Linked DNA regions of Homo sapiens: region 2 is linked to region 1. Evidence: read pairs that join two places in POLR2A ChIA-PET (ENCODE). Cell type or tissue: PC-3. All regions are shown on one strand. Links, peaks and the distances in the headings refer to the core of each region. The heading gives the core; the rest is flanking DNA.

Region 1 (11,360 bases), core at 2,789-7,788:
TAAATCAAAATCAACAGGGCTGTAAACATTGTGGAGTTAAAAAGAAAATTAATAAAGGAAAATCAATATGACAAGCCTTACTATCAAAGATATTCATGTACAGGGAATGTATTGTTAGATTTCTTTTCTTTCTTTCCGTTTTTTTTTTCTTTGAGACAGGGTCTTGCTGTGTCGCCCAGGCTGGAGTGCAGTGGCACGATCTGGGTTCTCTGCAACCTCTTCCTTTTGCGTTCAAGCAACTCCTGTCTTGCTGATAAAATCCTCAGCCTCCTGACTTGCTGACAAATCCTCAGGCTGACCTCAGGCTGATCTGCCCGCTGCGGCCTCTCAAAGTGCTGGGATTACAGGCGTGAGCCACCTCGCCCAGCCAAATTGTTAGATTTTTAAAGAGTATAAAATGTTTTGAAAATTCTGAAGCTCTGTATGGCTCGTTTGTGAAATATGAAAATTGATATATTTAATCACCTACTATGTACTAGACCTTGTGCCTAGAGTTGTTACATACATCATTTCACCCTCACAATAAAATTATCTCCATTTTACATATGATAGATAATCACTTTAACTGCGCTAGTATCTTCCCTCAGAGATTCCAAAAAATGTGGGATACTAACACATAAAATGCAAGATACATTGTAAAGCAATGTATGTCCAAAAGTTCTCATCATAGTGTCACATGTAATTGCAAAATATTAGAAATAACCTAAGCGTTTATGAATGCAAGATTAAAAATATGCAGCTGTAATGAAGAATGAGGAATGTCTGTATATATATGGAACAATATGAAAGGTATGATATTACATGGGACAAACAAGATATAGAAGAAATGCTACCTTGTATGGAATCAGTAGTGTGCATCTATTTGTGGTTGGAGAGGGAGAGAGTATATATGTATGCTTGTGTGTATGCACACAAAATAATTTTTGGAAGAAAATACAATAAATTGATAATATAGGTTGCTTCTGAGGAACGGCTAGGGCATTCCAGGTAGGGAGATTGTCCACTGTATACCTTTTTGTGCCTTTTGAATTTTGAGCCAGCTGCATTTACTACCTATTAAAAGAGATACAAATAAAATTAAAATAGAAGAAATAAAGTATACCTTTCTAGAAATGAAAACAAAGACAAAAAGACTCTCTGGGCTGTGTGTGTTTTGTGAGGGCATGGGCTGTACCTGCCGATCCCCGCAGCACCCCAGTGCCTAGCATAGTACACGCCTGCGCATTTGTGCCATCAGTGAGCCAAGCTGAAGGAAACAAGCCACTCAAATTCCTCTATCGGAAGGACACCACATCTCTTCTGTGGTGTCTCTGCTAAAAATACATATCCTGAATCTAACCATGAAGAAACATCAGACAAACTTAAATTGAGGAGCATTCTGAAAAATAAATGACCTGTGCATTTCACAAATGTCAAGGTCATGGCAGACCAAGAAAGAGCAGGGAACCGTTTGGGATTGAAGGAGACTGAAGGGCAGGACAGCTGAGCGTGCTGTGTGCAGTACCGGATTGCATCCCAGGCCAGGAGAAAAAATGTCGTATTCTTTTTAAAGGACATTCATTAGAGTTGACAAAACTTGAATAAGGTCTGTGAATTAGGTAATATTACTGTTACCGTGTTAACAGCCTCATTTTGATAGTAGTACTGTGGTTATAAGAAAATCTTCTTGTTTTTAAGAATTAGGCACTTAGGAATTTAGGGGGAAAGGGGCATTGTGTTGGCAACTTACTCTCAAATGGTTCAAGTGAGAAAAGGGAGGGAAAGAAAGAGAAAGAGGGGAAATAGTAAAGTAAACATGGTACAATGTTAACATGCAGGGAACTGGAGTGAAGAAACACAGGAATTCTTTGTACTATTTTGACAACTTTTATGTCTGAAGTTATTTCAAAATAAACAACTTTAAAAAAAAAGTTTCCTACATGGAACATGTTATGACTTCTTCTCTTCTCTTCTCTTCTCTTCTCTTCTCTTCTCTTCTCTTCTCTTCTCTTCTCTTCTCTTCTCTTCTCTCTTTTTTCTTTCAGCAGGGTCTCTCTGTGTTGCCCTGGCTAACCTTGAACTGGGCTCAAGGGATCCTCCCCCTCAGCCTCTTGAGTAGCTGGGACCACAGGTGTGTGCCACCACGCCGGGCTCTGATTTTGTAATTACTGAGCCTTTTATGTCCTTTTGTACAATTTTGTAGTTTTCTTCTTACAGATCTTTAGATGATTGGTGACATTTATTCCTTTCATTTTTTTTTTTTTTGAGATAGAGTCTCACTCTGTGACCCATGCAGGAGTATAGTGGTGTGATCTAGGCTCACTGTAACCTCCGCCTCCCAGACTCAAGCGATCCTTCCACCTCAGACTCCCAAGAAGCTGGGACCACAGGTGCACACCACCACACCTGGCTAATTTTTGTATTTTTTGTAGAGATGGGGTTTCACCATGTTACCCAGGCTAGTCTTGCACTCCTGGCCTCAAGTGATATGTCGTCCTTGTCCTCCCAAAGTGCTGGGATTACAGGTGTGAACCACTGCACCCAGCCTATTCCTTTCTTAATACCTTTTGTTTCTTTAAATAATGGCTTTGTTGAGATATAGTTTATATACCATAGGAAACTCACCCTGAATATCTTTGTATATATTTTTAAATAGTACTGCTATATAAGGAAGGTATGCTTTAAAAAAAATCAACTTTATTAGGGTATAATTTAAATGTAATAAAATTCACATATCTTAATAGGTTGATAGCTTTTGACACACATATTCCTTATGTAACCACCACCTCAATTCAGATGCAAGATACAGGATATTCCCATTTCTCCATGAAGTTCCCTTGTGTTCCTTTCTTCTTACATTCACCTGTTGGTGGACGTGGCATTCTTTCAAGTCCCCCCCAAATGGGGATTGGAAGAGTAGGGCGCATGCAGGGTGAATAAGTGTGGTGGGGGGTGCTGCAGCTTGGGGATGAGAATGATAATGTTGAGGCAAAGCAGGAACAGGCACCTGGATGGCTCAGAAGATGGACATGGCATCCTCTCTTTTCCAGAGTTGGGCACAGACTTTCGAAGTTCACGTACCTTCTCTTTCTTTCTTCTTTGGTCTTTATTCTGGCATTGTGGCTGCTGCCCTGTTCACACAGCAAATGTCAAGTGGACTTTTAAAATACCAACATTTTATCATCATCAAAAGGGAAGACTGACTACCTTAAAAAGCCTGTTTTGGGAAGGAATAAGATTTTGAGATGCAGGTATTGTGCATGTTAAAGTTTAGTAAGGCTTTTTATTTGGCCGCTAATCACTCCAACACTGACCATGTGAGAAAAAAAGTTTGTATTTGCATTCACCAAATTTTTTACGCAGAAAATGTAGCTCCCTCCACTTGCCGCCTTCCTCTCATCTTGAGACTTATTATTCTGCTGTTCATTTTGAGTAAAGGTGGTATGGGAAGTTAGTGTCTACAAGGAAAGAGCCTGCATTTGGCATCTGAGAAACTCATTCTCCTCACGACAACTAATTTTAATTAGAACTAATATTTTTAATGAGGATTGCATTAGACAAACATGCACACATTTATGTATACACAAATATATATGCAAAATATATAATTTTATAAGATATTATATATACACACACCCACCCCCAGTGAGTGTTTAGAACATAGCAAGCATGCAATACATTATATTATTATTTTTTTAAAATTTCTTTTTCTTAAATAGAGATGGGGTCTCACCGTGTTAACCAGGCTGGTCTCAAACTCCTGGCCTCAGGTGATCCTTCCATCTTGGCCTCCCAAAGAGCTGGGATTGGCCGGGTGTGGTGGCTCATGCCTGTAATCCCAGCGCTTTGGGAGACCAAGGCAGGTGGATCACTTGAGCTCAGGAGTTTGAGACCAGCCTGGCCAACATGGTGAAAACACATCTCTACTAAAAATATAAAAAATTAGCTGGGCATGGTTGCTCGTGCCCGTAGTCCCAGCTACTCAGGAGGCTGAGGCAGGAGAATCGCTTAAACCTAGGAGGCGGAGGTTGCAGTGAGCCTAGATTGTGCCACTGCACTCCAGCCTGGGCAACAGAGCGAGACTCCATCTCAAAAACAAAAACAACTCCCCTCACCCCCCCAAAAAAACCCCAAAGAGCTGCGATTACAGGTGTGAGTCACTGTACCTGGCCTATACTATTATTACAAATAATGTCTTCATTTTTACATTTTTTTGCCCAGGCGTGTTGCTTTTTGACAAAGCTTTCTTTTATTATTTGTGGTTGAAATTATAATATATTAAAATGTATTTATCTACTGAAAGTCTTGGTTCCTTTTCTGTGTTTTCTCAGGCATGCTGCAGACAGACCTTTCCGTCCTTCATGAACACACGTGTGGTAGACAGATGACTGTCCTGTACCCTGTGCTGCTCTAGGTGTGCCAGACGTGGAGCTGTCCAGTTGGGAGAAGATGGATTCCAAAGATGAAAGCTCGCATGTGTGGCCGACATCTGCAGAGCATGAACAGAATGCCGCACAGGTGAAGACTGGTCTTTTCCAGCTTGGTATTGAGAGGTTTTCAGCTGGACTCAGTTTGCTGACAGCAAAGAAATACAGCTGCTATCTAGTAGTGACTAGTCGTTAGGAGCCGACATGAAGAACTCGTACACAAGGAATAGGGACTGTTTTGGCCCCTTGAATGCTCCATCGATGTGGCTCACCGTGAGTTAGGAGAGCTAGACCACCAGCTATAGGCTTCTCCGCCTTGTCTGCAATTTACTGTCATAATCTGTTTTACTACCCCGCTTTATTTATGTTATTGCTGCTGAAAACCTCAAACTATAGTTTGTTTCTTTTACGTTATCCATAGTAGTTTGGTCCTTTGTGTGTAATGAGTACAGGTATGTCTATAAAGTGAGTGGCCTTTTCTTTTCTTTTTAAATTCAGAATGTAAACCTCTAAGTCAAAGTTGTTCCATTATGAGTCAGCCACTTTAGAGGTTAGTCACTTGACCAAATGCTGCTGTCATCGATGACCTTTGCCTTTCAGATTGCTGCTAGAACCAACCACATGTTATTTTGGCTGTTCTTAGCGAAGGCAAATCTCTGCATTTTTGGTATGGAATTGAATTTGGGATGATTAGCAGTCATATGGAGCCATGTTTTATGTGTGACCAAAGTATAAAACTTAATTTTTAAACATTGTAGTAAACATACACGTGTAATGTTTCATTAAATTACATAACCATAGTACCAGTATCAAAATCAAGAAGTTACATTGAAACATTTAAGTATGCAGATTCTATTTAATTTAAGCAATATAATAAATATACAATAAATAAAATTGGTTATCTGGTATGATTAAAAAGTCTCAGTATGGACCAAATATGGTGGTTCATGCCATTCCCAGCAGTTTGGGAGGGCAAGGCAGGAGGCTCGATTCAGTCCAGGAGTTTAGGACCAGCCTGGGCAACAAAGTGAGGCCCTGACTCTACCAAAAAAAAAAAAAAAGAAAAATTAGCCGGACATGGTGGTGCATGCCTATAGTGGTGCGGTCATGTCTCTAGGAGGTGGAGGCTGCAGTGAACCATGACTGCACCACTACACTCTAGCCTGGGTGACAGAATGAGACCCTGTCACTAAAAATAAAAATAAATAAAGTCTTAGTCTGATTACTTAAAAAAGTTCCACTGATGTTTCAGCAGAGTATATGAGAATTCTGTTTTGTTTCTCCTGGAAATCATTTTGAGGTCATTTCCATGCAGCTATGTATTTTGGTATATCTTATTTATAAATAAAATTGTAGTTCATTAAAAAGCAAAACAAAAGAAAATCTGGTTGTGACACTGCATGACCAGGGCCCTGTCTGTGGGTAACCAGATAGTAGATAGCCAAGGTCAGGGTCCCTGTGGCACTCCTTCCTCCCAACTGGTTCTTCCGCCAGCTGGGAATTCTGATTTAATGAATGATGAAGACCAAGCAGAAAAGCTTGGATAGCTTGTCTGGAGGAAACATGTTTTCCCTTCTTAAGCACTGAAACTAGTTCAAGGCTTTGATGTTAATGAACAAATCGAAAGTCACAAAATTGTCTTATAGCAATTAAGCCTGCTTAAATATGAGCCTAATTTTTCCAATAGACAAACTTTATCTTCCAGACAAATCAAATTTATGTAGAAGCCAGACTAATCATTTCGTGTAGAGGTGGAAGTTTGTTGTATTTCTGTGGTGTTTGATTACATTTTGTCTCTTAGGTTTCCTTCTGGGGATTAAATTAGTTTATATTATCTTGGGGATCTACTATCCTTCACTAGAGAAAACTGACATTAAAAAGTTAGGTCCAAAGCCAAGGCAGTATAAGAGCAAGGATTCCACCCTAAGAGTGCGTGACTTCGATAGCAACACATACATTATTTCTCTCCCAAATGTGTTCTTGGGCCATCTGCTTCCAGACCTTCAATATCAGGCATCAGGCCATGTGCCAAGCTCAGGCCTTCAAGAATTCAATCCTCCAAAGCTGACCACTCAGAAAGTGTTTTACAAAACTTCATTTCTGCTTTAGTTCTTTAGGTCTTGGGAGAAAATTATTTACCCTGGTGACAGCTGAAATAGTTGTCCAGAACCCCCTAAAAGTACTTTATTAGAATTTTCTGTGTCTTCACCTACCCGGCAAGGAAGAGTTCTATTCCATTCATTGATTCAGCAAGCATTTACTGATATGCCTCCAGTATGTCCTTTGTGTATGAAACAACTTGCAGGAAAGAAAGTGACCTGATTTTATTTTATTTTATTTTTGAGATGGAGTTTCACTCTTCTCACCCAGGCTGGAGTGCAACGGTGCGATCTCGGCTCACTGCAACCTCTGCCTCCCAGGTTCAAGCAATTCTCCTGTCTCAGCCTCCTGAGTAGCTGGGATTACAGGCGCCCCCCACCATGCCCAGCTAATTTTTGTATTTTTTTAGTAGAGACAGGGTTTCACCATGTTGGCCAGGCTGGTCCTGAACTCCTGACCTCAGGTAATCCACCTGCCTCGGCCTCCCAAAGTGCTGGGATTACAGGTGTGAACCACCACGCCTAGCCAAAAGTGACCTTATTTTAATGTGTCTGCTGAAAGACACTATTAGTTATAAAATAGAATTCTTATGATGTGTTGACAGCAATTGGCTTTTGAGTCTTGACGTATTTTTTCACACCACAGAGTAATTTGTATGTTTTATTCTGATAGTGTTGTCAGGCAGGAATCTTCAGTGTCGTTTCCAGGATCAATTAACCACGCCCTTATTACTCCCCAAAAGAGTTATCTGCATTGGCCATTTGAGGCAAAGGGGAATTTAAGTCGGTTGCCTAACATTTAGCAGTAAATCAATGACAAGGTCCTTGCATCCTCCCCTAGTCACCACCTCGGTGTAGACAAAGGTGTATCCATCCCCATTCTCCTGTCATTGGGGATCTTTTAGAAACCCAGGTGTGCTTGTTGATCACTTACCTTCCTGATACTGATTTTGTTCTTTGTCTCCTGTTTATGCCAGGTGCACTTTGTTCCGGACACAGGAACAGTGGCTCAGATTGTCTATACCGATGACCAGGTTCGCCCCCCACAGCAGGTGGTGTACACGGCAGATGGTGCCTCCTACACATCAGTGGATGGTCCAGAGCACACGCTGGTGTACATCCACCCGGTGGAAGCTGCACAGGCATGTGAAGGGTTATCTGTTGATAATTTGTCAATTAACTAATTAACCAATTACTTGTGTTTACTTTCTGTCAGTCATTGTGCTAGGTACTGGTGATGCAGTACGTATTCAGATAAGATCTGTGCTCTCAGCCAGGCGCGGTGGCTCATGCCTGTAATCCCAGCACTTTGGGAGGCCGAGGCAGGTGGATCATGAGGTCAGGAGTTCAAGACCAGCCTGGCCAAGAGGGTGAAACCCTGTCTCTACTAAAAATACAAAAAAGTAGCTGGGCGTGGTGGTGGGCACCTGTAATCCCAGCTACGTGGGAGGCTGAGGCAGAGAATTGCTTGAACCTGGGAGGCGGAGGTTGCAGTGAGCCGAGATCGCGCCACTGCACTCCAGCCTGGGTGACAGAGCAAAACTCTGTCTCAAAAAAAAAGATCTGTGCTCTCAAGGAGCTTGTAACCAACTTGGCAGAGGAAGATGTGATTTATTTCTTGACGCTAAATGCAATAAGGAGTTAGAGCATGGGTTCGTATATAGCTCTTCTCTACAGTTGACTAGGTTATGAATTTATTATTCCTAAGTATCAAGAACCAGGCCAAAAATGGCTCTGTGAAAACATACAGATTATTTCAGCTAAATATGTAAGAAAGGGTCCTGCTAAGCTTATTAGCTACCACTTCTTAATAACTTACTGATTTGCAAGGCTGTACTAGAAGCAAAGATGTTTACTGCCAAAAGGCGTACAATTATAGCTGCTTTTATTTTATTTTTTGCCAGTGACTTGCAGTATAGCTTCCAAATGAGTGACACCAATATCCCCCAACATATAAATGTTAATTTACATTGTTAGCACTTTACAATGTATAAAGTACTTTGAAATGTATATCTTTAACATCTAAATTCCATACTTTTATAGTAGCATCTTGGTAAGAAAAATTTGCCCTCATTTGATATTCAATAAAGAGGCTCAGATCACTCCCAAATAGAAATGAGGCCCGCCTAATTAGTGCCTTTCAAATCTACATAAGTATGAAATCACTGAAGACTTAGTGGTACTTTTGGAATACCCCTGCCTATATTAAAATAAGATTAGTTTATATAAGAATGTCCTGTGACCAACTTTCAGTTTATTACAATGTTACTAAATGTCTGAATTTGGATAATTTTTATTTTGTTTACTTATTTTTTATTTTTTTTGAGACAGAGTCTTGCTCTGTCTCCTAGGCTGGAATGCAGTGGCACAATCTCAGCTCACTGCAACCTCTACCTCCCGGGTTCAAGTGATTCTCCTGTCTCAGCCTCCCAAGCAACTGGGATTACAGGCACCCACCACCACAACAAGCTAATTTTCGTATTTTTAGTAGAGATGGTGTTTTGCCATGTTGGCCAGGTCTCGATCTCCTGACCTCAGGTGATCCGCCTGCCTTGGCCTCCCAAAGTGCTGGGATTACAGGCGTGAGTCACCGCGCCCAGCCAGATTTTTAAAAACTTTAGAAGAAAGGACATTTTGACATTTTTCTGGATTAGAGATATTAACTGTGGTGCCCTGGCTACAGTAGTTTCGAAGAATTTTCTCTAGTTAGCTTTGCTGCATCATGAGCCAACTTAGTTTATGATGATTAATTTTTTTTTTTAATTATGACTTTACTGACTATGTAGAAAAGAACTCATGGAACATTAAGTTCAATTTATTTTCCTTCTACTTCTCTTCTGATAATAAACATGCACTTACATTTGAAATAGCTGTAATCCTTGGGTATGTAATCCTCTTCTAGATGCCTGTCTATCTCCATCCATTTTCATTTCATCACAAGTCTACTCCCGTGAGCAGTGTTATGTGTGAACCTGTGAACCCTTGTTCATGTCATGTCTCTTGTGTTTTCATGAGATGCCTTTTTAATTAACTGTGACATTCAGTCCCAAGAAAGGCTTTGCTTACGAGTAAAATTGCGAAGTATGTTAGCCATTGGGATGGTTAGCTTATACAATCTCTTTGGAGCCATGTGAATGAAAAGCTTTAGCTAAATTTAAGATTACTATCTTTATTTTCTGTATTAATGAAAGCTTATTACTGGCTAAAATGGGAGTTAACTTTTCTAAAAATTGGTGCTTAGCAGTAGGATAATTTTTCTGTGTAGGCAGGCTATCCAAAGAGCTACTGATAATTTTTTGTTCGTTTGTTTGTTTAGACTCTGTTTACAGACCCCGGCCAGGTAGCTTATGTCCAACAGGATGCTACAGCTCAGCAGGTAACGAACTGCCTTTTTCTTGTTTGGGGATAACACTGTGAATGCCACTGCGCCTGGAATGCCCCATCCCTTTGCACTGCACCATCTCTGGATGTTTGTTTCTCATGTACTAAGAATGTTCTCCAGCTCCTTTAATGAAAACAAAGCAAAATGCAACATAATATTAACATATTTCAATAAGTATATACTGGAATAATCTGATAATAGAAAGTGATTTGTCAGAGAAATTTTTTAAAATAAGCATATAAACAGGGTATTTGTTCAAGTACCAAAGAATAATCATGAGGTTTAAAAGTGTCTCTTTTTTTGGAAATTGATATAGCTTTTGTACTTGCTCTATTTTTAAATACTGAAAAAAAATTCTTGCTTAAATTACATATAAATTTGGTTCCAATTTTCCTCATGCCAGCTTCTAAAAATTTGAGTTCTTCTTGGTTTTCTTTTAAAACATTTCTTTCCCATTACCTTCATTTCTGATATATCCTACTTGGCTTTGATGACTTCCTCCTTATTTCCTGCAAGAATGTGAAAGTGATAAAGAAGGTGTGGAAGCAGCTGGGCACAGAGGCTCATGCCTATAATCCCAGCACTTTGGGAGGCTGAGGTGGGAGAATCGTTTGAGACCAGACTGGGCAATATAGTGAGACCCCATCTCTGCAAAAAATTTAAAAATTAGCCAGGTGTGGTGGTGCACACCTGTGGTTCCAGCTACTTGGGAGGCTAAGGTGGGAGGATCCCTTAAACTCAGATGTTCAAGGCTGCAGTGAGCTTTGATTGCACTACTGCACTCCAGCCTGGGTGGCAGAGTAAGGCCCTGTCTCAAAAATAAATAAACAAAAACCAAATAGGTTTACTTTCATGTCAGGTAGTGTGACTGTAATTTGTCTATATTACTGAGTGCCATGACTGATTAATAATTAAATTATTCTCATTAAGAAGCACTTTCTGGCCAGGCATGATGGCTCACACGTGTAATCCCAGCACTTTCAGAGGCTGAGGTGGGCGGATCAATTGAGGTCAGGAGTTCGAGACCAGCCTGGCCAACATGGTGAAACCCTGTCTCTACTAAAAATACAAAAAACTTAGCCAGGCATGGTGGCGGGTGCCTGTAATCCCAGTTACTTGGGAGCCTGAGGCACAAGAATCACTTCAACCTGGGAGGTGGAGGTTGCAGTGAGCCAAGATTGTGCCACTGCACTCCAGCCTGGGTGATAGAGCAAGACTCCATCTCAAAAAAAAAAAAAATAAATAAATTAAATTAAAATTTAAAAGAAGAAGCACTTTCTGCTTTTTTATTTCTTGGTAGAAGATTTGTATGCTTCTATTTTAAAATTTAGAAAATGAACCCTAGTTATATTCATATCATCTGAAATATAGAGAAGTTTGTTAGGAGCCTTTTTTGTATAAGTTGGGGTTAAATTCATTCATGACTGGCAGTGAACGGCAATGTAATGGGGTCTTTGAACTTAAATGAGAATT
Region 2 (11,360 bases), core at 3,206-8,205, 220 kb after region 1:
AGTTTATCTGGCTAACCAACAGCTGTAGAGCCCAGGCGATTTGGAGAGGATTAGGGGAGAGTAGTGAAAGAATACTCCCACAGGGTCCTCCAAATCCTCCTCCTGAATCCTACCAACGAAGAACACATGTTGGAGCCCTGGAATTGCTTTTTAAGTTCGTTTCTCTCCCTTTCCAAGCGACTCGGTGCAGCGCTGGCAAGAATTTTAAGTGGCTGAAGCAACGTCTTTGGGGTCGCTGCCATTGGGTTCCTTTCAGTTGCCTCCTTCAATTCCTCCAAACCTCGCTTCATCCCAGACAGCTCAGATTCATGCAGAGATTCCGATCGCCCTGGGAGGAGCCTGAGGGTTGCTGCCTTTTCCTCAAGTCTACATTGCTGGCAGCTGTTGTAATGTCTAAGTGAAGGGCCAGGACCGAGTTCAGGTTAGGATAAAAGGGGAGGTGAGAGGGTGGCTGGATAAAGAGAGAGGACATGAGGAATTCCCTTCCCTGTGTGAGAAAAAGTTGAAAAAAGAAGAAAAAAAAGCTCCAAATGAATGAAAGGATTAAATATTAAAAAAAAATCTGAGTACTAGATGAAAACTTACAAGAATTTCCACGTTAAAACCTTTACAACCTCGGGATGGTGATGTGTTTTTCACTATTCAAAATTCAGAAATTACAAAAGCTGGAGAAGACTGGTAAGTTAATATTCTCCATGGCAAAAACACCATTTGCAAATGTCATAAACTGGGTAGAGTGCTTGCAACTCTTATCATAGAAAATGGCTAAATTCTGGCTGGGCGTGGTGGCTCATGCCTGTAATCCCAGCACTTTGGGAGGTCGAGGCAGGTGGATCATGAGGTCAGGAGTTCGAGACCAGCCTGGCCAATATGGTGAAACCCCATCTCTACTAAAAACAACAAAAAAACAAAACAAACAAAAAAATCTGGGTGTGGTGGCACATGCCTGTAGTCCCAGCTGTTTGAGAGACTGAGGCAGAAGAATCGCTTGAACCTGGGAGGCAGAGATTGCAGTGACCTGAGATCGCACCACTGCATTCCAGCCTGGGTGACAGAGTAACACTCCATCTCAAAAAAAAAAAAAAAAAAAGAAAAAAAAGAAAAGAAAAAAGGAAAAAGAAAATGGCTAAATTCTTTATAAGGAACTCAGAGATGCCAATCAGCAAAAGACCAAAACCTAAAATAAAAATGGATAAAGGATATAAACAGACAGCTCATAGGATAGAAAATAGAAATGCCCGCTAAGGCAGATCACTTGAGGTCAGGAGTTCGAAACCAGCCTGGTTTTTCATGGTGAAATCCCGTCTCTACTAAAATATACAAAAATTAGCCGGGCGTGCTGGCAGGCGACTTAATCCCAGCTACTTGGGAGGCAGAGGCAGGGGAATCATTTGAACATGGGAGGCGGCGGTTGCAGTGAGCTGAGATCAAACCATTGCACTCAAACCTGGAAGATAAGAGCGAGACTTCTCTCAAAAGAAACGTCCACTAAATATGTAAAAGTGATGTTCAACGTCACTCATGATAAGAGCAAAGCAAGTTAAAGCTACTCCAAGATACCATTTTTCACCTGTCCGATTGGAAAGAATCCTAGTTTGACAACACATTGTGTTGATGTATCTGTGAGGAAACGGAACTTTCTGATGTTGTTGGCAGGTAAAATGGACAGCAATTTGGCATTATCTGTCAAAATTACAAAGGCATGTAACCCTTGACCCAGCAATGACACCTTTGGGGATTTACCTTATAAAATATTGCGTACCTGAATGATGACATGTGCACAATTTATTAGTTACCACTGGTTTTTTAATAGCAAAAGATTGGAATCCCACTCACTTACTCATCAAGTGGGAAATGATTTCATAAATTATGGTACTTGCCTATGGTGGAATACTATACGGCTGTAAAAAAGAATGAGGAAAGTTTCTAGGAACTGATTTTCAAGGTATATTATATGAAAAAAAAGTCAAGGTGCAGTAGAGTGTATACAATATGCTATCCTTCCTGTGATGAGAAAAGAAAAAAAGAAAATGTCTATGTTTGTTTGCAGTATCTTAAAGAAATCTGGGAAAGGGTACCCTAGATACTGGTAAAATGAACTAGCTGTGCACATATGTGGAGGAGATTGTAACTGGGGTGGAAGTAAGACTTCACCATATACTTTTCTGTGTGAATTGATTTTTGAGCCAATGTAATGCCTATTCTAAAACAAAATAAAGCACTTCATATAAAGGGCAAAATTAAAACATAATGGAAAAACTACCAAAACCCAATGAGGAAGTCATTGTTCCAATGCCCAAGTGTGGGTGGAGTGAAGCAGAGAACATTCTCCACCACTTCGCAGGTGTGGAGGAATATGGCTAGACGGAATTAGCAGAAGGGCACAGCTCCCGTGGACTGTGTCCTCCCAGAGCCTCTCACCCCGGTCAGCCTGGGAAGGGGGCCTGAACCAGTGAACCAGAGCCTCTCAAATGTCAGCCTGAGTAATTTTTTGCCTCTAAGTATTCTTGTGTGGTTTCTTCTGAGCAGGTTCATGAATTTTCCTTTTCTTTACAGGCATCTTACAAATCCTTAAGGAGGAGGCTGTGTCCCCAGAGTCCTGTAGTCGGGACATTTGAGAATTTGGGACCCAGTTGGAAGTGGTTGCATATTTCCATTGTGTGGGAATATGTAAAAGGACTTTATCTGCAGGTAGCTCCAAAGACAGGAGCATGACCCGGCTGAGCTTTCAGCCCCCATTCTGTCCTGGCTCCCACGGAGGCCATTCTTTCAGACCAAGAACCTAAATCTGAAAAAATAGCCCAGGGTCAGAGCAGCCTGCTTGGAGTGGGCTATGGGGCTGATTGATGTATTTAGAAAACATTTATATGGCACTTAGCATATGCAAGTACTGGCTTAGTGCTTTGCAAATATCAACTCACTTACTTCTCATAACAATGTGTGAGGAAACTAGTTTCGGTATCATAAATTTAAAATGCGAAACTGAGGCACAGAGAGGTTAAGCAACTTGCCAAATGTCACACAGCTGGCATATGGCAGGTCAGAATTCAAAACTACGCAGTCAATATTTCACCAAAACACTATGCTGGCTTTTTAAAAAATTGAGGCAATATTCACATAACATGAAATTGTTGGTTTTAAAATGTACAATTCAGTAGCATTTAGTACATTCAAATGTTGCGCAACCATTACTTCTATCAAGTTCCAAAACATTTTCATCATCACCAAGGGAAAACCTGTACCCATTAGCAGTCATTCCTCATTCTCTCTTCCCTCAGCCCCTGGCAATGTCTACTATACTCACTGATGCTATAGATTTGCCTCTTCTGGAAATTTCATACAAATGGAATCACACAATATGTGACCTTTTGGATCTGGCTTCTTTCACCCAGCACGATGTTTTTGAGGTTCCTCTGTGTTGTAGCATGAGTCAATACCTCACTTTTTTTTTAAACAGCTGGATTATATTCCATTGTGTGGATTTGCTACATTTTGTGTACCTACTCATCCAGCTGCACACTTGGATTTTGGCCACCATTTGGCAAGATAGTGCCACTGTGAACATTTGTGCCCAGACTCTCGTTGAACACCTGTCTTCAATTCTTTTGGGCAGTATGCTGACTGTTTAACAGAAGCAAGGAGCAGGTGCTCTCACCTTCCCGAGTGTTTGCTCTTGAAGTTGTCACCCCCCTCCACCCCCCACTCTTTATTCATTTTTCCTAGAAAAAAATCCAAGAAGGATAGAAAAGTTGTCAGATCACTGAGTAAGGAAAGTCTGCTCTGGGGAAGAAAACAAGAAGGAAAAAAATAATAGTGGAGACTATACTCACCACCCAAACCCTAGTCATTTTCAGCTGCCATTCAGTCTCCAGTTGCCACAGGTGATAGGGCTGGGACAACCTTCTTAGCCAGCCTCGTGTGATGGAACGGCGAGCCTGCTGAGGCTCAATTCCATCCCAGGGGCCTCCCTGCCTTCTGAGCAGCTCCAGTGTGCATGTGTTGTTGCCAAAAGATGCCTGGCCTCCACCTTGCCCTGAAGAGTCAGAGATAATGCTGTGTGAGAGCCACAGTGGAAAGTCGGCTTTCTAATGGTCTGGACAAGCCCCCTCCTGCTGCTTACCATCCACAAAGTCTTGGGAATCAAGGTGTCTCCTTCCATGTTCTACAACATTCCATGGCTATTCTTTCTATATTCCAGCTTTGGGAAATTCATCATTAAGTTATTGTTGAGCTTTTTTCTCCCCTGCCCTTTAGGACTGACCAATTCAAGTTCCTATGAGTCCACATAAGCCTCATTTTCTAGCCTCAAGTTATTCATGTCTCTTTTTCACCATGCGGCCTGGAAAAGACCTAGTTGGGCTTGATCAGATTGGAATTAAGTCAGGGACAGCACATGGCTCCTGAGCCCAGGGCAGCTCTGCACTCCTGAAATTTCAAACCTTTGCTGAAAGCTTAATAATTTCTTTTTAAAAAATGTTGTTCTTCCACCATTGCCCATGGTTTTTGTACTCTTTCTTTGTTCTCTAAATGTCTAGAACAAAAGTCACAAACTGGTGACCGTCAGGTTGAGTGTGACCTGCAGACATATTTTTAAACACAGTGCTTTTAAATAATGAACTAATTGGGAATTTTGCATACAAATCTGGTTATCTAGCTTCTCTTGAAAAATAGGTGTAGCCACACACAGCTGGCATTCTGTCGTAGAATAATCAGTTGACCCCAAGTGGTGGCTGTCTCTGAGGGGTCTCCAACTCAGTAGAGACCCCCGACTCATACAAGGTATGTCTCTGGCCTGATCCCTGTGCTGATTTTCTCGTTTATGTGACCTTCCTGACTCTTTGTCTACAGTTACACGCAGAACAGAAGCAAATTACTTTAAAGGTTTTGGGTAAAGAATTGCAACCTATTTTGGACAAATGCCTTTAGTTTTTGGTGACTTCCTGAATCCCAGCCTCAGTATCAATGAATGATCACACACTTCAGCAATTTATTGTGGGGGCCTCTCCTATACAAGGATGGCGGAAACAGAGAATACAGGTTGGTATTTCAGTTATTTTTACCTTAATTTTCCACCTTTTGTTGACTTTGAAAGGTATTCAGTGACAGGTTGCATTGGTATGTAAAATGCTTTATAGAATCAGGCCAATTATTATTCTTGGAGGGAAGACATCTTTTTGTGGACACGAGGTTGCTTCACTGGAATGCTGACAGAAGAGAAGTGAAAAATTGCCTGAGACCCTGAGAGTTCATTTGGTCATGAACCTGACACCTGGAATAGCTAAGGGATTTTTAAAAATCCTTAATTAAAAAAAATTTTTTTTAAAGTCGTAAATCTGGAAGGAGCAGGAAGAAGGGATGACAGGTTTCAAAAAAAGGAAGACGGAAGAATTTTAAAAAGGACACTGTTTACGAACGTGCATGTGTGCATGTGTGTATGTGCACGTTTGTGGAATGGAGGGCATGTGAGTTTGTGCATGATAAAGGGAGAGTGCATGCTCGTGTGTCATAGGAGATTTCCCTCGAGTTCCCCTTCAAGATGTTTGTTTACTGAAGGCAGAACAATTTATGAGGCGCTTCCATCACCGTTACCAACTGACTTTTGATCATTGCCCGAAGTGTCAGTCTGAACGCCTTTCACTCAATTTTTCATTCTTCCTCCCTTTCCACAGTCTCTGCTAGCACAGGAAGGAGTTATTCAAAAGTATTTACTGAGATCCTATTACTTGCCTTCAGTCATTCTGCACACTGGGAATTGCAGGCAATGCAAAGGCCGGAAATAAGGCAGGCTGGGTGGGTGTGCTCGGGCATAGACAGCCATGGACTGCCCTGGAGTTTGCTGGGAGCACAGGACGGTGCAGAGGGGCAGTGGCCATGGTTAGTGCCCTGGTGGCTGCAGAAAATGATTGAGATTTTATTCTAATTGCAATGGGAATTCGCTGAAGAATTTTTAAGCAGGAGAGCAATATAGCTTGATTTATATGACCATGGCTGCAGAGAAATAAGTATACTTTCATTTATATATTAAAAATTAGAGAGAAATGTAAGAAATTGTTAATTAATTAAAAATAACATCGATAAACCTATTATATGTTAACACTATATTTTATGAAAACTATTTTCCAAAGCAAAGAAATTTTAGTGAGAAAAGTAGTATCGCTTTACCTTTTTGCAACTCTTGCTAATGTTTGGCTTAAAAGAAGATAGTTGAATTCTCATGTTTGCTTCTGAATAAAATGTGATGTGTTATTTTAGCTAAAATATATGAAGAAAATCTGGCTTCATACAGAGATGTAGTTGTAAAGGGGAGAGGTGCTTAGTACATAAATGTGGATATTTTTCTACATGAAAAATTGACAAGTAGTTTCTTAAAGGTGAATTTCAATATGGATTCTGAAACCACATCAATGCACTCCATACTTACTTACATTAAAATCCATTGACCAATCTTGCATTTGAATGGATCTTTCACTCATGTATGATCTTATAACATCAGCATTGGTCATTTGGAAAATAATGACCCGCTAAATTATGCAGATCTCCAAATGCTGACAAATATCATTATACAAGAGAAAAATAATCACATTTGTTAGTAACAGCACTGATCGCACTGGAAAGTCTTTAAGGGTTGGGGAGCTGTCAAGTTTTCAGTGATGGAAACAAGTTTTCCAAGATTATAATTTTTGCTTGAAAGATCAAATTTTACCATTGGTGACAAATATTGCCAGTTGTTTTCATTGAAGTGGCAGGCTCATTTTATTTGTTTTTGTGAAAATGTCTCTAAATATCCATATCTAAGTAAACAGTTTGCGTGTCAGTCCCTCAAGTAATAATAGCATTCCATGAAAAAGTGTCTAGTTTAGCTGGCAATTCAAATAATCACACAATCATTTTATCCTCTAGACAGCTGTTGTACTTCAGTACACAGCAAAGTGTTTTGCATGCGGTGTGTAACATTTTTAGAAAGTATGTACTCAAGGACTGAGATTTAATAGAATTTTTTTTACTGTTTCGTGAAGAACATTCTTAAGTGAAACTGATACTTTTGTATTTTAGTTATGAGTGCATGTAAAGGAAGAACACGATGACTACTAGTAAAGTGTATTAGGCCGTTCTTGCATTGCTATAAAGAAATATCGGAGACTGGGTAATTTATAGGAAAAGAGGTTTAATTGGTTCTGCAGGCCGTATGGGAAACTTAGTGCTGGCATCTGCTTCTGGGGAGGCCTCAGGAAGCTTATACTCATGAAGTGGGAGCAGGCATGTCTCATGGCAGAAGCAGGAGCAAGTGAGAGAGAGTGTGGGGGGAGGTGTCCCACACTTTTAAATGACCAGATCTTGCAAAAACTCACCATCATGAAGACAGCACCAAACCATGAGAGATCTGTCTCCATGATCAAAACACTTCCCACCAGTCCCCACCTCCAGCAAGATAATTCAACATGAGATTGGAGTGGGACAAGTATCCAAACTATCATCAGGTTTGCTGCTACAGCCTTGATTTGTGTTAGGCGCCAACAGTTTTACTCATCACTGCTTTTGCCTCATCAGTATAAACACGAACACAGTGAAAAAGACAAATAATGTCTTAGTGTTATTTTGAAAATAGAGTTGACCTTGCAGATCCCTGAAAGAATTTTAGAGATTCCTTAGTGGTCTGTGGATCCCACTTTGAGAAACACGGACTTAGATTACTGAGTGCTCAAAATCCATAAATATTAAGTCTTGACTAAACAGTTGGATTGTTTTAGAGAAAACAGTCTTATAAATTTGGCAGGTGGGAAAGTCTTTTGCCCATGAATAATCATGTCCACACTTCTCATGGTATGAATAACCATTTTGCTACACATTAATATATATTAAATTCACAGTTTCCCTTTATCTTTCTCAAGCCCTAATATTTCTCCATGTTATTGATGATGAAATAGGTTCATCTCATTTCAGACTCAGCAGAAGTGGGGTAGAGCTGTGTTTGATTTCTGAAAAATACTCAATATATCACCCATTTTATTATGTACAATGCCACAAAAATGTCTGTAACTACTTTTCATTTCATATGATTACTAAATGTAAGCAGAATGTACTGGGTGTTTTATTATATAGGTGGTTAAGGCCTGGTAAAAACAACGTTTTGCAACACTACCTCACCTTGCACAATTGTGCGAAAGAGATTCAGGAATAGAGTTCCTGAGTGTTGCCATGAAACAGAGATCACCTTAGGCCTCTGTTTCCTTGGCTGTAAAACAAACTCATTGATGACAATCAGAATTCTTCACCTCTGTTAGAGAAGAAAGACAGCAGATCTGGGTCCATGCCCCAGAGGTGTGACCTGGCCAACCCACTTTGAATTTATGGTGGAGTGGATTTAGAACACCAGGGGTGGCTGGGAAGGACAGGGCACAACAGACTAGTATTCCCACCACCTCTTCTCTTCAGGATCTTACGGACATTGGAGGGCCCTAGACCTGTTCTGACTATGGGTCCCCCGTCAGAAAGCATGAGAGAGATGTTGGTATTTTATGGAAAGCCCATGGGATTTTGAAAGGCCATTCATGTTTCCCAGCAGAACTAGGGCGTCCAATTGAGTTCAGACTTGCTCCATGCAACCATTGTCAGGTCACATGACATCTTTAGGTCTCAGCTTTTCATCTGTAAATGCAGGCCGCTGGGCTAGGGGATGCCTAACACTTCTTCCAGATGCACTGGCACTGAATGCCAGGAAGTCTGGCGATTGAGGGCTGGCACCAGGAAGAGGCCCAGATGATTTTATGAAGGTATTAAATGCCACCTTTAGGGGGTGTGCGAGGCCTCCCCGCAGTCCTGAAAAGTTACGTAGCCAATTCTTCAGCATTTCCAATGTTTCTGGGAATCTGAGTTCTTAGGTGGAATGGAATTTTCTGTCTAGGGAACCAATCTGTGGTGGAGCTAATACAGAGATCAGGAAAAGTGGCCACAGCAGACATTCCACAGGGGAAAGAGCAGAATAGCTAAACTAGTCTAGTGAGATTGAACAAAAGGAGGGTGCCAGGTACGACCCTTAGTTCTAGGCTCACGTAGTCTTTAGTTCTAAGGCTAATCTTAGGGAAGAGTTTTGGGGAGATGGTGGAATGGTGGAGATTCATAGCTGTCTCAAAAATAAGTTTATGTTTTCATTCAGCAAACATTTATTGATCTGGGAATGTGTTGGGTGTTGGTGAAACAAAGAAGACAGACCGGGGTGGGTTCTCAGCCACACGCAAAGCCAGTCATGGCCAAGGACGTTGCCATAGGGTGGGATGAGGGGCATGGCCAGCTACTTTCAGACAGATGAGTATATGTAGTCTAGGGGCCGGAGATGCCCTCTGAAGGCAGCCGCCTAGAAGGGTATGTAGAGGTTAGTGAAGAGAGTTGAAGGCAGCGGGGGGGGAAAGAGGAGGAGGCATGAGTGGGGTGTCGCTGTGCTGGGAGACCTGGAGGGGATGGAGGTGTGGCATCTTGGGAGTTGGGGAGAAGTTGAGTCTGGCTCTTTTGTTGAGTGAGAGATGGAGGATTGGGTAAGAAACAAGGCTAAAGTGGTTGGGAGGGGTTGGATCGTCTTAAGGAGATGGAACTCCTCATGGAAGTTCAGTCTCCATAGAAACCCCTGAAAGGCTTTAAGGGAGGGACCTGGAGGAGCTCTTTCAGCTGAAGTGGTGAATGGATTGCGAGGGAACGTGACTGTAGGCTGGGACAGCTGTTAGAGGTGGTCGTAATCTTCCAGGCGCGAGATGATGTGGACTGAAATGGTGTGGAGACAGTCGGAGGGAACTGCGAGATCATTGGGTGTCAGACTGGGTTTGCAAACCTACGACTTCACTGAGAAGTGAGCAAAATGAGTAACCTGTTCCCCTCAAGCAATACAGATAATGTGGAGAGATACTTGTTTCCACTGGAACTTCCTCCTCCACCGAATCCGACTGCTGTACCTGTGTGGATAGGTAACCTACAGACCGACTGCCCCACCTCAGGAGTCCTGTGTGCTTCACGACTAAAATCCTCTGGCACTTTCAGCCTCATTGAAGAGAGATGAAATCCAGTTGGCTGTAACCAGGGACCTGGAGTAATGTGATGGTGTCTATTACCAGGGAATGGTGGTGAAAGTCTCTGACTCCATTTAAGATGCACTTTCATCTGTGATCTGTTGATTTCTTTTGCAGCCCAGCTGTTTCCACTCAAAATAGTGGCAGAGCAAGTTTGCCACTCAGATTCTTGAATTGGGAGGAGGTGAGTGTTCTTCTCCCAGCAGGAGAACTGGTTTTGTTGCTTCTGGCCTCAGGGGTGGCCCAGAGGCACTCAGAGAACTGGAGACCAGGAGGGGTGTTGTGTCAGAGGGCCAGTGACCAGGATTCTAACAAAGCGTTTTCCACCAGGTGCTGGACATGCTGCTTACCGCATTGCTGGAGTGCAAGATTAGCTGGTCTATGCTCAGAGTGCCTGGGGCCTGAGTTTGCTGGAGATGTGGTCTTAGGATTCTCCGGGGAGGTGTGAGTTCATGTCCTGTAACTCTAGAACTGCCCAGAGCTTGGTGCAGTCACACACTCAGATCTGACCGACTGTCTGTTCTTACCTTTCCCAGGCTCTAGCAAGTTCACAAGGACACCAAGCAATCTCCCAGACTTAGACTGTACACTGGCTGCTCTGGTACTGTTGCTGGAGCCTTCTCCTCTCTCCTCCCCTTCCCAATAGTTCCCACTGCAATAGGTGTAGCAGTGATACAGACAGGAAATGGAGGTGCTGTTGATGCTGCTGCTGCACCCTTAAAATTCTATAGAACTTACAGGGTGTACTCTGGAAAAATGATTGCCATAACCTTATTCATTGACTTATTGGATGAAATATGTACTGAGTGTCTACTAGGTGCCAGGCACTGTAATAGGTTCACGGAATAAATCTGTTAATAAAATAAAGAGCCCTTCTCTTGCGGAGGTTTCATTATAGTGAGAGCTGACAAACAATAAATGTAATATTTTGACTCTTTTGAAGGACTTCACCCCCAAATTTAGCCCAATCCATTCGGGAGGACGCATCCCTCTCTCTTGATGCCAGGTGTGGCCAGGGAGCCAGTGCTTGTCAAGAAATCTAACCTCCTGCTGTTGCAGGGGCGTCTGTTCTTATGACCTGGGTAGAGAGAGAGCAGAGCCAATGAATACGTACAGTGATGTATGTAATATGTGAGAAGGTGAAGGATATGGTAAAAGGGGAAAAACAGAGCAGATTAAGTACACGTTAGACATAGTTCCCGTTTCCAATCATCTGTAAACAGGGCATTTCATTCAAGGCCGTTCGGATCTGGTCCAGACACTGGTGGATCTACGTCTGAGAACGAGGGTAGTCGCCCAGGGCTA

The links. ChIA-PET counts read pairs that join two places held together with the same protein. Peaks named below come from ENCODE experiments on the same cell type or tissue, not always from the same donor. Only the 100,000 strongest peaks of a DNase experiment are listed, where the experiment ranks them.
Region 2: POLR2A ChIA-PET joins it to region 1 with 9 read pairs; 1 of 35 experiments calls an interaction of 5 or more read pairs at or near these places.

Annotation. Positions count from the first base shown.
Region 1 is chr11:129,954,033-129,965,392 of GRCh38, reverse strand. PRDM10 (PR/SET domain 10) reads left to right here. Exons shown (of 21, transcript NM_199437.2): 2 at 4,311-4,497; 3 at 7,483-7,647; 4 at 9,822-9,881. The coding sequence starts at 4,429. Among named protein-coding and RNA genes, the nearest start is that of PRDM10-DT, 43 kb to the left of the region's middle. RefSeq lists a silencer at 1-173. In PC-3, for the core only: no CTCF peak of the experiment used is centred there; a DNase peak (open chromatin) is centred at 4,962; H3K4me3 peaks cover 388 bases; H3K27ac peaks cover 628 bases.
Region 2 is chr11:129,732,157-129,743,516 of GRCh38, reverse strand. LOC124902792 (a long non-coding RNA gene) reads left to right here and starts at 7,659. Exons shown (of 2, transcript XR_007062951.1): 1 at 7,659-10,499; 2 at 10,592-11,360. In PC-3, for the core only: no CTCF peak of the experiment used is centred there; a DNase peak (open chromatin) is centred at 5,156.